2 separate regions of the Homo sapiens genome follow, and region 1 is linked to region 2. Evidence: read pairs that join two places in POLR2A ChIA-PET (ENCODE). Cell type or tissue: HCT116. All regions are shown on one strand.

Region 1 (5,000 bases), 150 kb before region 2:
AGTAAGGGTTCACTTGAACTAAGGGGACTCCAGCTAAAAAACAAGTTTGAAAGACACTGATCTTATCCAGTATCATCTTACAGAGGAGGAAACTGAGGTCCAAAGGAAGAAGTGATTTTTCTGTGGTCATCCAGCAAGCTGGTGGCAAGTTAGATCTTCTCTTACTCCTGGTGTCTGGGGCTCTCCTCACCACACCCTGGGCCCCCTTCAGTGACTCCTATAGGGACAGCCTGATGGCAAGTGGCTGTACTCATTGGCCCAGCTTCCCCTTGAGACTGGGCATCAGGAAAATCAAACAGCAATGACCATTTCCTGGGTATCCTGGGTGTTTACAGCAGGCCACATACTAGGGGTTAACATAAAAACAACCATAAGGAATCTCATTTAAACTTCACAAATGGAAGTCAAACAATATTCCCCCTATTTTACAGAAGTGAAAAGAGAGGCCCAAAGAGCTCAAGCAACTTGCCATAAATCAGATCTCTAGAAGATGGAGAGGCAGGATTCAAACCCAGAATTCTTAACCAGTACCCAGCAATCTCAACAATTACCCTCCACTGCCCCTTGGGCCCCCCGTCTCCAGGAGCCAGGCCAGCCAAGACTCACATCCCCAGGTGAGTGGCAGCCACCAGAAGTGGTTGTCTCAGGGCTACTGCCAGTTTTTTTCTTTTTTGTCTTTGCTCCTGCTGGAACACCAGGGCTGTTCCTCTGCTGATATTCTTTTAGCTGTGGGAAAGAAGAGCAGTAATACTTGTGAGAACTTCCAGCCTCTACAGCCACATTCTCCTTTACAGTTTTTGCAAAATACTCTTATACACCATCTGATTTAATGCCACCAACAACTACAAGGTGTTGTCACGATCACTTAGTGACAGAGAGAGATGGATATTATAGCTAAAAAAAAGGGCAGGGGCAATAATGGAACTTAAACTCAGTCTTCTGACTCCAAGCTCTGGGGTTTTGCCATGAATCAGCAGCTGCCAGGGACCAAAACCAGAGGCAGAGGTAGAAAAGTAAACATTAAGTAGACAGGAACTGCACTCTGTGTGGGTTACAGTCATACATCCTCACATGTCTGTTAGTGTGAAGAAGTGCACCAGTACCTCTTAAACTTTTATATCAATGTGTCCTCATGGCAGAAGGCAGCTTTTTTGTTAAATCTCAGAATTTATCAGAAAGAGGACAACCCAAGTCTCATTTCAGAGAGAAGTCTGGTATACTCTTAGAAACCTATGTGACTGTCTTCCCTAAGTACATTAATGCTTTTTCTCTCTCAAGGGAATCAAGGGAAATTGATGCTTCAGAAAGATCTCCCACACTTATCCTGTGGCACTCAAAGTACCCCAGATTGGGATGATAAGAGGAAGATTCAAGCTGTCAAGTTCAATTTCCCCAGATCTATTCCACAGAAGATGAGCAAATCTCACTCCAGCGACCATTGACTGAAGGGCAGTCTGGTCCCAGAACCATGAAGAATTAGAATATGAGGTGGAGAACTGAGAAAATAATGTTAAAGTCTCTCTGGAGAGTAGAAGCCTGGGAGAAAATCAAACCAAACCAAACCAAACCTGTTCTCCCATTGCCACCCAGAGATACTGTCAATGTTTTGAGCTCACGGGGGAATTGTAGGCTTTTCACGCTGTCAATGTCTATGTGAAGGGAGTAAGGCAGCCTGAAACCTCTTGCCCCTAGGTCCCATAGTCCCCATTCCCCTTCCAGCTGGAAATTTGTGCTGTGACCACAGGAACCAGAAATGGGGTGAGAATGCTTAGGGGACTGGGTTGTAAGATCAAAGGCCGGTCTTGAAGCAGTAATGACAGTTCCTGGGGGGACTGTGACATCACTACATTCCACTCCTCCTAGGGGAGGGAGGGAACAACATCAGTGTGATGGCTGAGTCACCGATTCACAATGGAGCAGGGGGATGTAGGGCTGGGACCCAGGTCCACGGAGACACCAGCCCAAAGAGCCCAGGGAGGTCGGGCTTGGGTCAGCAGGAGGGGAGAGCAGAGTCTGCAGCAGGAAGCCCGAGGAGTCACCAGCCCAAAGTCACCCAGGGATGACTGGTGAGGGTGGGGCCTGGGGCTGGGGGACCCAGGTCCTTGGAGAGGTGAGCCCAAAGAACTCAGGGAGGTCGGGCTTGGGGTGGCAGGATGTGAAGGCTGAGTATGGAGCCGGGAGCCCCAGAAGTCACTCGCCCAAAGTCACCCTGGGGTGATTGGTGAGGGCAGGGCCTGAGCTGCTTGCTGAAGGGGCGGGACTGACTGACAAGACTTTGGTTGGAGGGAGCACAGAGGTGCCAGTGTGGGGGGACCCAGCCCGGTGTGCCTAAGGGCTGGTATGGACTCTGGCAGTGGTCTTGCCATCAAAGGGGATCTGTGGCTGGGTTGGGGGGGCCATGATCTGATGCGTTTTACTTTTTTCTTGGCTGTGGCCAGTTTCCTCTGTTGAGTTTCTTCTAACATCGTGGGGTGGGGAGGGAGGCAGGGTTAGGGCCACATCAGCGAACACCTCCAGTCACCTACCAGGCAGCTGTGTGACTGAGCCAGAGGAGGTGTAACCAGGGCCACACTGTAATGCAGAATGGGGCGGGGCCTTAATGCTCCAAGCCCATTGGTCAGTGAGAAAGATGAAAGGGAAAGGAGGCGTGGCCAGGCAGCAGTGTGTCCAGAGGAACCTGTGGCATCACAAGGAAAGCTGCCCATGCAACTGCTGTCCCGCCCACTTGGGGAGAGGGGCGGGGCCTGCCTACTCCAGGAGCAGGGAGGGGCCGCCCACTCCAGGAGAGGGGAGGGGCCGGCTTTTGCTTTAAAAGCTTTAAAACTTTAAAAATAAACTTTAAAAAATATATGTGCTTATACTTTTTATATATGTGTATCAGTGTGCATATGTCTACGTGTTCCACCAGAGCTGTCTTCATTATCCAGCTTCTATGCAAGGTCTATGATTTTGGCCTACATTTTTCATCTTCAAATGAAGTACAAGAATTACCAGTGTTACTTCAATTGAGATACAACTCCTATAAAAATGGAAAATCCATAGCATGCTTGATGTTTAATGAAGTGGACTATATTATCCAACATTCCAATAAGATAATCACAATGAATTCTTTTTTTTGGAAAAAGTTTTTCTTAATTTCCTGCATTATTAAGATTTTTTTTTTTAAAAAATAAGAAACATGTCTAATATCTTTAAAAACACAAAGCTTTTGTGCCGGGTGCAGTGGCTCACTCCCGTAATCCCAGCACTTTGGGAGGCCTAGGCGGGTGGATCACCTTAGGTCAGGAGTTCAAGACCAGCCTGGCCAACATGGTGAAACCCCGTCTCTACTAAAAATACAAAAACTAGCCAGGTGTGGTCATGGGTACCTGCAATCCCAGCTACTCGGGAGACTGACGCAGGAGAATCACTTGAACCTGGAAGCCGAAGTTGCAGTGAGCCAAGGTCACACCACTGCACTGCAGCCTGGGTGACAGACTGAGACTCCATCTCAAAAAAAAAAAAAAGTAAAAAATTAATAAAAACACAAAGCTTTCAATTTAATAAGCACTCAAAGCTCTTTACTGGTTTAAAGCATATACAAGGCCTATTTTTCTAGAATCACCTGGCCTCTCTAAGCCTTGCAAATGAAACTGAATTTCTCACTTGATACTTGGCTATGACTTGCAATCATGAAAACCAAGAATTGTGTTATGTCACTGTGTATTGCTTGTTACTTGAATTCCACACTAGGCTGAGATCAAGGGTTGAATCTTACATGATTTGCTCCATAACCTGTGAGCTTCTTTTCCCACACCAAACTAAGCTTTTTTCTATTTTTTCTTTTTTTTTATTATTATTATCTTTAAGTTTTAGGGTACATGTGCACAATGTGCAGGTTAGTTACATATGTATACATGTGCCATGCTGGTGCGCTGCACCCACTAACTTGTCATCTAGCATTAGGTATATCTCCCAATGCTATTCCTCCCCCCTCCCCCCACCCCACAACAGTCCCCAGAGTGTGATGTTCCCCTTCCTGTGTCCACGTGTTCTCATTGTTCAATTCCCACCTATGAGTGAGAATATGCGGTGTTTGGTTTTTCGTTCTGGCGATAGTTTACTGAGAATGATGATTTCCAATTTCATCCTTGTCCCTACAAAGGACATGAACTCATCGTTTTTTATGGCTGCATAGTATTCCATGGTGTATATGTGCCACATTTTCTTAATCCAGTCTATCCTTGTTGGACATTTGGGTTGGTTGCAAGTCTTTGCTATTGTGAATGATGTCGCAGTAAACATACATGTGCATGTGTCTTTATAGCAGCATGATTTATAGTCCTTTGGGTATATAGCCAGTAATGGGATGGCTGGGTCAAATGGTATTTCTAGTTCTAGATCCCTGAGGAATCGCCACACTGACTTCCACAATGGTTGAACTACTTTACAGTCCCACCAACAGTGTAAAAGTGTTCCTATTTCTTCACATCCTCTCCACACCTGTTGTTTCCTGACTTTTTAATGATTGCCATTCTAACTGGTGTGAGATGGTATCTCATTGTGGTTTTGATTTGCATTTCTCTGATGGCCAGTGACGATGAGCATTTTTTCATGTGTTTTTTGGCTGCATAAATGTCTTCTTTTGAGAAGTGTCTGTTCATGTCCTTTGCCCACTTTTTGATGGGGTTGTTTGTTTTTTTCTTGTAAATTTGTTTGAGTTCATTGTAGATTCTGGATATTAGCTCTTTGTTGGATGAGTAGGTTGCAAAAATTTTCTCCCATTTTGTAGGTTGCCTGTTCACTCTGATGGTAGTTTCTTTTGCTGTGCAGAAGCTCTTTAGTTTAATTAGATCCCATTTGTCAATTTTGGCTTTTGTTGCCATTGCTTTTGGTGTTTTAGACATGAAGTCCTTGCCCATGCCTATGTCCTGAATGGTAATGCCTAGGTTTTCTTCTAGGGTTTTTATGGTTTTAGGTCTAACGTTTAAGTCTTTAATCCATCTTGAATTAATTTTTGT
Region 2 (5,000 bases):
AACTCATCAAAGTGGGAGGTGAGAGGCAAGGGCAAAAACAAAAACAAAGAAAACTCATCAAAGTTTTCAACAGTCTCCTCCAGGCCAGCAATTCCAGATGGACATCCTTGTTCTCATCTGTCATCTCAGAGCCAGTCTTGACTTCCCAAAAGCTAGTGAACATTTTCTTTGGAATTAACACCTCAAACCACAATCAAACTCATCATCTTCTCTGCCCTACTCCCGTAACAATGAAGAGTATTTTTCTTTTTTTTTTTTTTTGAGACAGAGTCTCGCTCTGTCGCCCAGGCTGGAGTGCAGTGGCGCAATCTCGGCTCACTGCAAGCTCCGCCTCCCAGGTTCACACCATTCTCCTGCCTCGGCCTCCCGAGTAGCTGGGACTACAGGTGCCCGCCACCATGCCCAGCTAATTTTTTTGTATTTTTTAGTAGAGACGGGGTTTCACCGTGTTAGCCAGGATGGTCTCAATCTCCTGACCTTGTGATCTACCTGCCTCGGCCTCCCAAAGTGCTGGGATTACAGGCGTGAGCCACTGTGCCCGGCCGACAGTATTTTTCAAATGTGTTACTCTTCCACTCTAATCACCTAGGCTTCAAAATGTGATGCCTCCCTCCATATTCAGTGGTCAAGTCCTGTTCCTTCTTGTATGTGGTCTTCTAACTTGCCTTTCATTTTCTAGTCTCTCTTTCACTCCTCAAAACCATGTACATTACTGTTTTACTGATCTTCTGAAAGTACTGCTTTGATCGTGTCTGTTGCCTATCAGGTCTCTCACTCATTCAGCATTTACTATGTACCAGATACCGTGCTAGGTTCTGGGACAGATACAAGGAATAAAGTTCACCCAGCTTTGAAGATGAAATGCCAGAGCACATGAGTACCAGTGAGTGTAATGGGCACCATATTAAAGTGCAAAAAAAAAAAAATTTTGAACACAGGAGAGGCTGTCTTATGGATTCTGGAAAGATTTCACAAAGGGTCTGACAGATGAATTTGGCCTTGAATAATAAATGGCTAGTGCCAGTAGGAAAATTCTCCCAAGAAGTAAACATGGCAGGAGTAAAGACGAAGTGGCATGCAGGGATTCTCCTCACCTTCTCCACCGTCCAGTCAGACCACTCCTGTATGCCAGGGCTCCCAACATTCATCTTTTGATCTAAACAGCTGTACAGGAAGGCTCAGTTATCACTTATATACCTACAACTATATTGTTCCTTTGTACTTAAATACTTTTCCTCTCTGCCACGTTGAAACCCTACACTTCCTACAAAGCCAGCTCGGGTGCCACCTCATCTACCCTACCTTCTTTGATAAGGTCATTCATTAAGATCTGCATTCCCAGCTCTTTCTGGCATCATGATTTAGTGCTACAGTTTTCTACACCATTTGTGTGTCAATGACCTCAACCAGAAAGATCTTTGAGAGCAAGCCCCACCCACCTTACTTTTTCTTTTCTTTTCTTTTTTTTTTTGAGACAGAGTCTTGCTCTGTTGCCCAGGCTGGAGTGCAGTGGTGCAATCTCAACTCACTGCAACCTCTGCTTCCCAGGGTTCAAACGATTCTCCTGTCTCAGCCTCCTGAGTAGCTGGGATTACAGGCACGGACCACCGCCCAGCTAATTTTTGTATTTTTGATAGAAATGAGGTTTTGCTATATTGGCCAGGCTGGTCTGGAACTCCTGACCTCAAGTGATCCACCCACCTTGGCCTCCCAAAGTGCTGGGATAACAGGCATGAACCACCACACCTGGCTACCACCTTACTTTTCCACTTTCCTATTTTCATTTAAAATCTCCCCATATTGACTAGCTAAGGGCTGAGCACACACAGTCCACATATATTCATTAACCTTTCTGGAAGCAATTAGATGACATAGCAATAGACTTTGAAAAAGGTATATCCTTTGGTTCACTAACTGCCTTTCTTAAGGAAAGGAGACGTTCAGGCATTTGTGTACAAATATATTCATCATTGTTAATTATAATAAGAAAAATTGGAAACAAGCTTCTGTTCAAAATGGGAGAATGCTTAAATTATAGATGAAATATGTAACTATTAAAAATTATATTTGGAGAGTATGTAATGACATAAGAAAATGTTCATCATGTCATAGTAGAGAAAAAGCAGTAATCAAAATTATTTCTAAAATATTATTCCAATTTTGTAACATATACACAAAGACAGACTGGCAAGAAACACAACTAATTATTAACATTAGTCATCTCCGGGTAGTAGAATTACAGTCACTTTTTATTTTCTCATTTGTATTTTTTGCACTTTCCAAATTCTCTACAAAAATCACGCATTGCTTCTGTAATCAGAACATAAAGCACATCTATAAATGTTATTTTAAAACATACATATATATAAATATACATATACTTGGTTATTTTGGGAACACAACAGGGAAATAATTATTGATTTACATGTTCAGAACAAGAAGAAACTAGTTTAAAAATTAGCATGAATGTTTTAGTTTAAATAGATAGGATCTCTTGACAATAAGTACAATTTATCAAGGGAACTTATTCTACTAATGAACGTCATATAGAAAAATTTCTGAAATGTTTTAAGTGTGAGCCCAAGATAATGATCTCTTGTGATACTTTTAGTTCCTAAGAATCTATCACTCTATTTTTGGACTTTTTCTCTTAAACTTAAAAATTTATTTTCTTTTCCCTCCTTTCAAGCTAACTTTTTGAAACTATTTTTAACACATTTAAGGAATACACAATGTTTTAGATCTTTGAATTTGTTAAAGATAGACTTATAATTACCAAATTGAGATAAACAGTTTCTAAACTATAAAATATATAAACACAGTGTGTTATCATGTATGTGACACAATCACTACTTTTCCCTGGTGAGTTCCTTCAGGCAAAGGACTGCTTCAATCACCTTTGTAATCCTTGGTGCCTAGCACAGTGCCTGGGCACACACCAGGCTCTCACTAAATCTGTGGGAAATTGACTATAGAAGGATATGCACACCTACCACATCCACCAATTGAGATATTGCAAGTCCAAATTTTATTTTTATTTTGTCATTCAGGTGTTCCACAGGACGAACCCATCTTTCGTAGTCTTGAAATAAATCCTTAAGCAAACTATCTTCATGTTTTGCAATAGAAGAAGGTTCAGATAATCCTGTATAACAAATTTTTAAAAGTTAATGTACTCGCTTCTCTCCCACCAGATACCTGTACTTTCAAACAAAAGTTCAAACCCAGGAGGCAAAGGTTGCAGTGAGCCAAGATCGGGCCACTGCACTCCAACCTGGGCCATGGAGAGAGACTCTGTCTCAAAAAAAAAAAGGAAAAAAAAAGTTCAGATTATTAATGAACCAAACTACAATTTAGGCTATTATTAATGCAGCTTTTAAAATGAAATATTAATGTAAGTATTTCTGATAGAATAAGGGACACTCTGGTTCAGATACGTCTCAGTTAAATCAGACTGACTATTGGAATATGCTGAGCTCCTTAAGAAACACTCAGTACTCAATACAGAATAGTTTCAAATCTAAATAATAAAAGCTTTTAAATTGCCAGGGTGGCAGGAGTTATCTTGAAATTCCAAACCTAGAAAACAGATATACTAAAGCAAAGCTCATTTATCAATTATAAATGTTAAAATTGCTTTAATTTGCATAATCTTTTTTTTTTTTTTTTTTTTTTTGAGACGGAGTCCTGCCTGGTCTCCCAGGCTGGAAGTGCAGTGGTGCAATCTCGGCTCATTGCAACCTCTGCCACTGGGATTCAAGCAATTCTCCACCTCAGCCTCCCGAGTAGCTGAGACTACAGGTATCCACCACCACGCCTGGCTAATTTTTGTATTTTTAGTAGAGACGGGGTTCCACCATGTTGGCCAGACTGGTCTTGAACTTCTGACCTTCAGCAATCTGCCCGCCTCAGCCTCCCATAGTGCTGGGATCACAGCTGTGAGCCACTGTGCCTGGCCTGTCATAATCTTAATATGAAAATATATAAATATTGAATGATTGATTTAGCTTTGACATACTTTGCTACTATATTTGTATAAAACTATACATTTGTATAAAACTGCTTTTTAGGGAATAAGGAAGGAAGAACTCGAAGATAGCAGATAGCATGCTGTCCTGGAAGCTAAATGAAGAAAATGCAGCAAGAAGGGTTGAGCCTCCCAATCTACTGATGCTACTCATGAGACATGGAGAGGCAGCTGAGAACTGAGTGTTGGATTAGCAACAGTGAGGTCAATGGTGAATCTAACAAAAGCCATCTATGGGAAGAGAAGAGAGATGAACTGCAGTATGTTTAAGACAGAGTGCAAAGACAGGAATGATCTCTTTCCAAAAGTTATGCTGATATAGGGATACTGAGGATAAAGAATCAAGAAAGGTTTATTTCAAGATCAGTAAAAAAAATAAATAGGCGGTGGCTCACGTCTGTAATCCCAGCACTTTGGGAAGCTGAGGCGGACAGATTACCTGAGGTAAGGAGTTCGAGACGAACCTGGCCAACATGGTGAAACCCTGTCTCTACAAAAAATACAAAAATTAGTCAGGCATGGTGGCACACGCCTGTAATCCCAGCTACTTGGGAGGCTGAGGCAGGAGAACTGCTTGAGCCCGGGAGACAGAGGTTGCAGTGAGCCGAGATTGTGCCACTGCACTCCAGCGTGGCCAACAGAGCGAGACTCTGTCTCAAAAAACAAACAAACAAACAAACAAACAAACAAATAATAAATAAATAAATGTATGTATATGTGAGAATGTGAACATGGTTGGCTAAATAATTCACAGGGCCCAATGTAAAATGAAGATGAGGAATTCCCGTTCAAAAATCAGGAAACATGTGCCATTAAATATACTAAAAAGAAACTTGTTTCTTCAAAAAAATCTATTTAAGGACCTAAGTTGTTAAAAAAAAAAAAAAAGTCAAAATATAAAATGTTTTGGATACTATGGCCAAAGACTGGTTAGATTTGGGGATCACAGTTATGCTTATGCTACTACAGAGCT

Evidence for each region. ChIA-PET counts read pairs that join two places held together with the same protein. Peaks named below come from ENCODE experiments on the same cell type or tissue, not always from the same donor. Only the 100,000 strongest peaks of a DNase experiment are listed, where the experiment ranks them.
Region 1: POLR2A ChIA-PET joins it to region 2 with 7 read pairs; 3 of 35 experiments call an interaction of 5 or more read pairs at or near these places.

Annotation. Positions count from the first base shown.
Region 1 is chr15:78,724,678-78,729,677 of GRCh38, reverse strand. LOC105370913 (a long non-coding RNA gene) reads left to right here and starts at 764. Exons shown (of 3, transcript XR_932509.2): 1 at 764-2,066. It also overlaps the pseudogene LOC646934. RefSeq lists enhancers at 1,629-2,182, 2,183-2,737. In HCT116, no CTCF peak of the experiment used is centred here; a DNase peak (open chromatin) is centred at 2,657.
Region 2 is chr15:78,578,956-78,583,955 of GRCh38, reverse strand. It overlaps CHRNA5 (cholinergic receptor nicotinic alpha 5 subunit), which reads right to left. Exons shown (of 6, transcript NM_000745.4): 2 at 2,994-3,145. Among named protein-coding and RNA genes, the nearest start is that of CHRNA5, 16 kb to the right of the region's middle. In HCT116, no CTCF peak of the experiment used is centred here; no DNase peak of the experiment used is centred here.